Linked DNA regions of Homo sapiens: region 1 is linked to region 2. Evidence: chromatin contacts called from ENCODE Hi-C or POLR2A ChIA-PET data. All regions are on one chromosome and are shown on one strand. The core of a region is the stretch at or near the end of the contact, and the rest is flanking DNA. Distances in the headings are between cores, read along the strand shown.

The links. A loop is a pair of places that touch in the nucleus more often than their neighbours do. ChIA-PET counts read pairs that join two places held with the same protein, here RNA polymerase II (POLR2A). Pooled maps may share reads with other maps.
Region 1: a map of B cell shows a loop between it and region 2 (36-fold over the local background). The contact joins two enhancer-like sites. A Hi-C loop is called at or near these places in 6 of 168 maps with a recorded cell type or tissue (B cell, CD8-positive, alpha-beta T cell, IMR-90 and 2 more), 5 of 37 single-sample maps with no recorded cell type and 21 of 50 pooled maps. POLR2A ChIA-PET finds 5 or more read pairs at or near these places in 1 of 52 experiments (MCF 10A).

What each region holds. Positions count from the first base shown.
Region 1 is chr16:83,352,949-83,357,234 of GRCh38, reverse strand. The region is part of intron 6 of CDH13 (cadherin 13); the gene reads right to left. Among named protein-coding and RNA genes, the nearest start is that of CDH13-AS1, 44 kb to the left of the region's middle. Within about 2 kb of position 3,001, at least 4 of the 41 ENCODE cell types and tissues checked have a DNase peak (open chromatin) inside an H3K27ac peak, as active enhancers do.
Region 2 is chr16:82,261,620-82,265,853 of GRCh38, reverse strand. No RefSeq gene overlaps it. Among named protein-coding and RNA genes, the nearest start is that of MPHOSPH6, 94 kb to the right of the region's middle. Within about 2 kb of position 1,838, at least 2 of the 41 ENCODE cell types and tissues checked have a DNase peak (open chromatin) inside an H3K27ac peak, as active enhancers do.

The DNA of each region.
Region 1 (4,286 bases), core at 1,752-4,251, 1.1 Mb before region 2:
GTAAAATTGCAGAAATGAGAAGGAAGGAGAGGAACAGATGGCAAAGCAGCTCTGGAGTCTGGATGTGATGGGCCAGGGAAACAGGCCAGCGAGGTCCTCCATCATTCTGAAAAGCAGGCCTTTTTTTAAGGATACAGAGCTTGACTATAGAAACACGAACCCCAACCCACTTCCAAGAGGAAGGCATCCATGTTAGAAGCCTTTTATAAACTAGTATCATAGGAGATAAAGATGGTGACACACTAAAGAAAAGTGGAAAACTGGAGCAAGAAAGAAAACACAAGAATTCCCCAAACCAAACTTTTGACACTTCTTTGAAAAGAGCCAGTCTTCTGAATAATAAAATAGCTTGGGTACTATACTTGGTTTTTAAAAAATGCACCCATAATTAAAGCAAGAAAGCTGTAAGTCTATTAAACTTTTTTTCTTTGATACTGAAAAACTCAATTCATGACCTATATTTTATAAGACATATACTTGAAAGGGATTTTATATACCCTCTTCCCATTGAACTTAGCATACTGAATCTCTTCCATTTGGTTAAGAAGGGAGGTGATTCTATACATAAATTATTCAGGGCTTTAAAAAAATCTTACTGTATATATATATTAAGGTGAAGTGATTCAAAGGTATTTGTATAGATAAATGGAAGCAGCAGCTCTAGACTGCGTTCTCAGAAGGGATGGGAGTCTTAGAGCAAGGGTGCTGCAGTAAAAGCTGCTTTATCAAGCTCCCTGCTGATTATCAATCTTTTCTGACATTTGTGGCCTGTCTTGACTGATGGATGGCTCAGCATGCTTTATGAATCTTCGAGTTGTTGAGCATCTCTCAAACTACCGCTAGGGGGAGAATCTGGCTTTATTTGAGGTTACCACCAGTAAGGATGGGCTGCGTGGAGTTACCTGGCAAGCTGGGCTACTATAAAATGACTAAGGAAGGTTGGTGGTTTTCTCTTTCTCTTTCTCATCTACACACACACACACACACACACACACACACACACACACACACACACACACACATGAAAATAAATAAACTCACTCATCTGTGTAAGAAAATGCTCTCTTACATTTAAGGTAGCAACTTTGGAATTACTTGCAACATCATCACGGGTGAAATAGTTAAAGGACAGTGGGTGTTGTGGATGGGGATGAAATGAAAAAGCACAAGAATTAGAGTCATACAGGTCTGAGTTTCGATCTGAGCTTCATCACCCACCAGCTGTGTGACCACGGCGGAGTCACCTAACCTCCCTGAGTGTCTGTTTCCTCAATTGTCAAACGTTTGTAAGGACTGCTTTAAAAGGTAGGTGTGGAACCTGGACCAGTATCCAGTACATAATAGTGCTAGAAAAATATACAGCTGATTACCACTGCTGTGTTACCCTGGGACAGGCATCATCTCCCTCCCTTAATCCTAGAGAGATGCTCCCCTGTGTAGCAGTTGAAAACTGACGTTCCCCTGTGTAACAGTGATGCTTTATTTACTGACTTCCTCTTTCGTCTGCAAGCTCTACAGAGTCAGCATCCATTCTGTTTCATGCATTCACCCCCTCCAACCCCATCCTCATTAAACAGCATACCTGGTATACGGCAGGTACTCTAAAGGTATTTGTTGAAAGAATGAATACATTTTCAATAAATACAACCATTTATTTAAAAATTGAATTAAAAAACAGTTTATCGGGATTCAGGCTTTCTGGCCTTTGGAGCCATTTGTTCATCCAGTGGAATTTATTGGGTGGATAATTTGTGCCTGGGACTCTGCTAAATGTTGGAAGTTGAAGGATGAAGAGAAAACCATTCAGTTCTCCTGGTCTTAACTGTGTTGCTGAGAAAGAGAACTGAAGGTAGATTCTGGTTTATACTTGCAGAAAATTTATAAACCTATTAAGGCTTACAGTATTATTGTAATTCCACATAGATGGCATCAGTTATAATAAGCTGGCATCATAAAATGACTCAATATTTAGAATTTTCCGATTTGTCACACACTTGCTGTAAAAATTTTATGTGATCTCTTCTCTCCATCTCCGTAGCTGCCATGGTTTTCTCATGCCTAGAACATTGAAATGCCTTGTTTCCCTATTTCTCTCTCCACAGAATAGCACAAGTCATTTTTCAGCAGTAAAATCATATCTATTTCCTCGCTTAAAACCACCCAAGGGCTTCCTACTAAGTTTAAAATGTAATCAAAATGTATGGAGTTCTAAGCCAGGGGTCTGCAAACTTTTTATTTGCAGAGGATCAGGTATTACATACTTTTGCCTCTGTGGAATATACAGTCTGTGTCCCCGCTACCCAATTCTACCAATATGGTGCGAAAGCAGCCATAGTCAATACATGAATGAAGGGGCACATGTGTATTCTAATAAAACTTTATTTAAAAAACAACAGGCAGAGAGACACATTTGGCCCATGGCCCATAGTTTGTTGACTCATGCTCAGAACGATCTTGCCCTTGCCCTTGCCCATCTCCCTGTCTCACCTGGTACTACCGTCCCTCAGGTCATTCCTGCCTCAGGTCTCTGCACTTCCTGGCCCCTGCGTCTGGAACATCCTTTCTCCATGCCTTTACTTGGTAGGCTCCTTTATTTCACTGGGCTCAGCTTCAACATCACCTCTTTAGAGAGGACTTTTCTTGACCTTATGTCAATAAAACAATGTACCTTGTTTTATTTTATCCGAAACTTAAATTATCTGGCTTATCCATTTCTGTTGGCACCTTTCTCCTCCCAGGAAGGTGGCAATGTCTTAAGAATAGAGTTCTAAATGGTCTTGGTCACTGCTATATCCCCAGCCCCTATAATATTATCTGACTCATAGAAACTGCCCGATAAATACTTGTTGAATGAATTTACTGAGGAAATGGTTATGAAGAATTGATTTGAAATAAGGGTTTCCCCGAAATTATAAATGTTTAATGACATTTGGATCTGCCACTCTGTTTTACTCAGCTGCAGTGCTAAAAATTGCTGGGCTATTCACAGTGGATCCTTTGGTATCAGGGATAGGATCCAACGGCGCTGGTGAGCACGTTCTGTGCTAGGACAACTCAAGGACTTTTTCACTTTTGCTTTGCAGCTGCTCAACCGTCACCAATTTTCATTTTCGCTAGAAATTCCTGTCAGGTTTATCTTTTCAAAAGACTGTAGAATGATCACTACATTTCTGAAGCTACAAATGCTCCTTTGCCCTGCTGCCACTTTAAACTATTATTTTAATTAAGTTACTCAATTAATTTTAATATTTTTACTTTTATTTTTAAATATTTGATGCCACAAATCCTTCCCTCTTCCAAATATAGAGTGATGGAAGGATGACTCCCGGCTTGGGCCTAAAATATCATATCCAAAAAATTAGTGGGCAGGGCTATTAAGCGTTTATTTTTACAAGGAAGTAATCAAAGTGAACCCAAGGGCCACATCTCCCCAGTTCACCCAGAATACAAAGGTCTAATGTGAATGATATGAGCATGGGTGATGGGCAGAGGAGAGGCAGATACATAGGCTAGTCCAGGAATAAGACTTCATGGTTAGAGAGGAGAGTGTTTCAGGAAACAATGGGGTGTCCATCTCTTGAGCTGATCTCCAGCCCCAGAGATGCATGTGTGAATTTAGGGGGAGAGAGAGCTATAAATAAAAATGAAAAGAGTTGTTTTCACAGTTATTCACATTAAAGAAGAAACATACAGTTCTGTTGGTTGGTTAGATACTCTTCTACCAGAATAAAGGGGTTCAGGCATTCTCTCCTGTCCCAGCAGATGCTTTGGTATCCAGCTCCCATGAGCCAGCAGCCAAGGGTCCTAACATGTGCAATGGTGCCCATCAGGGCGGGCCTGACATGTGCAATGGTGCCCATCAGGGTGGGGGCCTGGGATATGGAGGAGGGAAATCCCAATGGCTATGACAAGGGAGCCGACTGTCTTGGTTCTGAGCCGGTGTGAGATATCACCAGAGGACCTTCAGACATAGTTAGGAGCAACTTGGCAAAGATTCAGTTTCTTTTTTATTTGTATAGATTTAACAGTACAAGTGCAGTTTCGTTACACGGACATGTGGCAGAGTGCTGACGTCTTGGCTTTTAGTGTAACTATCACCTGAGTAACATATATTGTACTCATTAAGCAATTTCTCACACGTTACACCCTTGCCACGCTTCCACCCTTCTGAGTCTCCAAAGTCTATTATTCCACACTCTATGTCCATGTGTACACATGATTTAGCTCTGACTTATAAGTGAGAGCATGCAGTATTTGACTTTCTGAGTTATTTCACCAAAGATAAT
Region 2 (4,234 bases), core at 589-3,088:
ACACTGGTAAGTTAGGCTGAGCAAACGCCTAAGCATAAAAGGAAATGAAATTCTCAATCAGAAACAAAAAAGCAGAATTAAGTCTTATATCACAAAGAACTAGCCTGGAAAGAAAGAGGAAAGCCTCAAAATGAGATGGAGTATAAAACAACGTAAATGTTCTAAAACTCAAAAGATGTGTCGGCTAGGAAGGAAAAGCTAAAGACAGAAGATGCTGGAGGTCATTTGTGTGGGTTTACCTTTATCTTCATGGTAACTTCACTGCAATTCCTCTGTATCACTTGCTACAAGAAAAGGAACAGCAGACATTAAAAAGGCAAGAAAAAGGTTAAGTAGTATTTTCCTAGTGTGCATCCAAACATGATTAGGATCAGGCCTTTCCTAAAAACTAGAGTACCAAAATAAGATAAATAGTTTTTTTTTGTTATTTTGTTTTGTTGTTTTTATGGTTTTTTTTTTAACATATATTCAAACAAGAGGAAACAGGAGGATGCCAGAATTTGCAAAGCCAATCTAACCTGATGTAGCAGAAAAAAATCTTTGATTACACTAACTTGAGGTTAAACCTTAGAAGAACACATAATATAGGAAATGGGCAGTCCTAAAAGTAGCTGGAAAATGACAACATAAGTGATGTCGAAAGCTAAGGAATACTTCTTTCTGTGGGAGACCACGCTCAGGATCTAACCATTTTCCAAGCACAGAAGAGGCACTCTTTCTTGGGAACGCACCTTGTGGGGAATCACAGGGATTCCCTTCTTCTACCTCCCAACCCCCTAGAAGTCTCTGCCCTCAGATCCAGGCAGAGGAATCTGAAATGCTTACTTGGCTTCCCTCTTGGGACTTGCAGTCTCATTAAAAATGCAGAGAGAGCCTGGGAGGAAAGTAAAGCCCCATTAACTTGAAGGAGGACCATTGAAATTTCCCTGTGCACACAAGTCCTTGCCAGTGCGACCTTGGCCGTTTCCCGGCCTGGAAAAAAAAAAAAAAAAAAAAAAAAAAAGTGGCGACGGTCAAACTCTCTTTTCCATGGTTTGTTGTGAGAGCTCCAAGAACATGTGGAAACACATGGCACGTGGTAGATTCTCAATAGCACTAAGCTCTCCCTCCTGAAATAGAAAAGTGCGAGACACAGGGGAAGAAGTATAAGGGGGATAAGGGAGCAGAGGAGGGGAAAGGGTTGACTAGGGCTCCAGCTGCTCCTGCCCAAAAGGGAGCTACCAGGGAGCATCCTAAGTCAACTGTATTCCATGGCTGGAAGGTGGAGCCGGGAAAAAATGGGGAGCATAGAAGAGAAGTATCTTGATACCTCAACCCAATATAGTCATGTCTAGAAGGGAGACACTTTTCCCAGGGAATGTGTAGATGAGGTCAAGCTCCAATGAGAAGCTGTGAATTAACCATAATCTTCAGAGCCCAGAGCCTGGAGAGATGCTGATGGCACCCGGAAGTAGGAACTGAAGCTCTCCTACCCGTATTATCAGTAGAGCTTTTCCCTCTGTCAAATCAGAATCCTCTGGAGGGCTTGTTAAAGGACAGATTGCTAAACCCCAACCCAGCCTTTCTGATTCAGTAGATCTGGGGTGCAGGCCAAGAATGTGCATTTCTAACAAGTTCCCGTGTGATACTAGTTCTGCTGGTCCAGGGACCACACTTTTAAGAACCGCTGTGCTATACCTTTATTTAATATCCTTATGAGAGATCCTCAGCCTAAAGCTAACAGAGACTTTGAACAACTCCTCCTCCTATTGGCGCCCCTGCACTTGAGTTGAGACATTGTGCTAGCTGACGCCTGTGAGCCCTGCCAGCTCTGGTGTTCTGCGATTTTGCAAGGGTCTAACCAATTCAGTGCATTTACTGCTTAGCTCTGGGCTGGGAATGGGGAGAGAGCAGGCGTACAAGTGTGATTGAGCGACAAGGAGAATCTCCAAAAGACAGAAAGAGCAAATACTGCATTTTTTTCCTATTTCCCTAATTTTGTTCCATACTCTAAAGCACTCTCCTGACTTCAGCTAAGCTTGCCCTGGGATCCTGGGCTTGGCAGATATTTAAAATAAAGAATGAGCTGTTTGGCAAGGTAAAGTTTTCCTAAACGTCCTCCCCACCAAAGATTCTCAGCCCCTATGGCTGTGCTTCTGTGACTCAACAGTGACATCTGGTGGCCATGAAGGTGCATCCCAAGCCCTGATAACACCTGCTCGTGCTTCTGAAAACTACGGCACATACAGGGGATGCCCAAATTGCCGTAAATAAGCTCATTTATCAATCACATATAACATACCCCTACTATCTGCAAGCAAATTGTTCTCTTGGTTGAATGCGAAAAACATTAAAGTATCTGACTTCTATTTTAAATCTCTATTCATTGACCCATTTGAAAGGATACAATCCTTAGGAGGCTGACAACCCACTGTGGTTGATGCATCTTAACTAATATTCACATTTAAACTGTTTGGTTAAAGGAATGCGTCAAAGCATTTGGCAGTGGAAAAACAACACAGCCTAACTTTGCATGCAACAATTTGATCTAAGCAAATAAATAAGTTATTTTCATTTCCAGTTTAACGTAACAAGAATATTTCTACAAGATAATTTGCTTTCAAAAATTCTAGCTGTGAAGTTTAATAACAGAACATGAAGCTTCGTGTCATTTCATATTTATGCTCCAATCCCAGTTTTGACAGTTCCCATGGGCTCTGGACTGCTTGGCTAGAGATATTTTAGGCCATGTTTTCATAACAACAGGTAGAAAACGCAGCCCTAGAGCCAGGAAAAAATAAAGAGCCTTTAATAGGGTTTTAGACATGGGACTTGCTCACCTTTTTCTCCTCCTTGCTACCAGGCAAGTTTACAACTCAAAGAAATGGTCAAGTTTTCCCTTCCAGTCTCCTAAATATATGGTACTAGACGCCTGTTCCAAGCTCGCAGTGTCAGAAAAGTCCCTTCTCTCCCCGGATTGGCTAACAGCAATGGCAGCTAGCTGGTACTGATCAAGAGTTGATGCCATGCTGGGGGTTGTGCCCAAAGCATCATACGAAGCTGGCCAAATCTCCAGGGAATCACCAGGAAGGAAGAACTATGTGTATCTCATTTCACAGATGAGGTAATGGGGCCTAGCTGGTGAGGACCTTTGCACATGGTCTCACAGATAGCATGGGTTCTGAACCCAGACATCTAATTCCAGACTAGGATCAGCCCTGGCCAGGTGTGTCAGGGTGAATCTGACCCATCCTCACCTAGTCAAACCCTTCAAAGGGCAGCTTCACCATTTTCTCTTCCTGCCCTACATTTCCCACCACTCTCACACCCACAAACCCAGCCCCTTCCAATGGCATCAGTGCCTCTTGCCAGTGAAATCTCACCCTGCTTATCACTAGCCCTCCCACAGTCCACCCTTGCTTTAAGTGGGTGACATGAATGTTAAGCATCTTAAAGGCAAGACTCATGTCTAATTTGTGTCTATATTAATCCCAAGCGCTGGCACCGGACATTATAAGCAGTCAGCGGCCAGTACATGTTTGCAGGATGAACAGATGAATAAATGGACCTGGAGAAATGCACTTCCATGCTGTAAGAGATCCCTGGGGTCAGGAAGGGAGCTAATCCCATTGGAGGGCATGGACAGTGATGATGCTAACCCCCAAAGAGTGGACAGGGGAGTGGGAGCACAGGGAGGACATCTAAGGAATGTACTCAGAAGGCATCTCTATACCCAGGTTGTCACCAACAAGCAGAGTGATCCCACCACTGAACAAGACACCTTCAAGGCAGAGTCAGGCACTGCAGCATGAAGCCAAAACAGAGGACTCTGCAACCTTCCCCCTTTAGCCCCTCTGGTGGGGCATTTAGGAAATATACAGAACCCCCCTCTCTTCTCTAGCACAGAAGTACCACCACCCCTTTCTAGACTGTGAGCTCTTCGAAGGCACAGGCTGTTTGGTTCTCTGCTAAATCCTGGATATCCTTGACACCTAGAGGAGGTTCAATAGGTATTCTTAAAGCATTCAAGCCTTAATTTCAGCAGCCACTACAAAGCAGTGGTAAGGGAGAAATCTGTGTCATATCCAGAGCAACACCCAGAATTCCTCAGTCTTTTCTGAAACAGTGATGTATCCGTCTTCATATTTTGTAGATGCTAATTGTTGACAAGATGATTTGGTAGCTCAAAAAATTGGAACTGACACCGTCAACCTGTTTAATCCATTTACAATCTTTGATCATCAGTGCAAGGGAC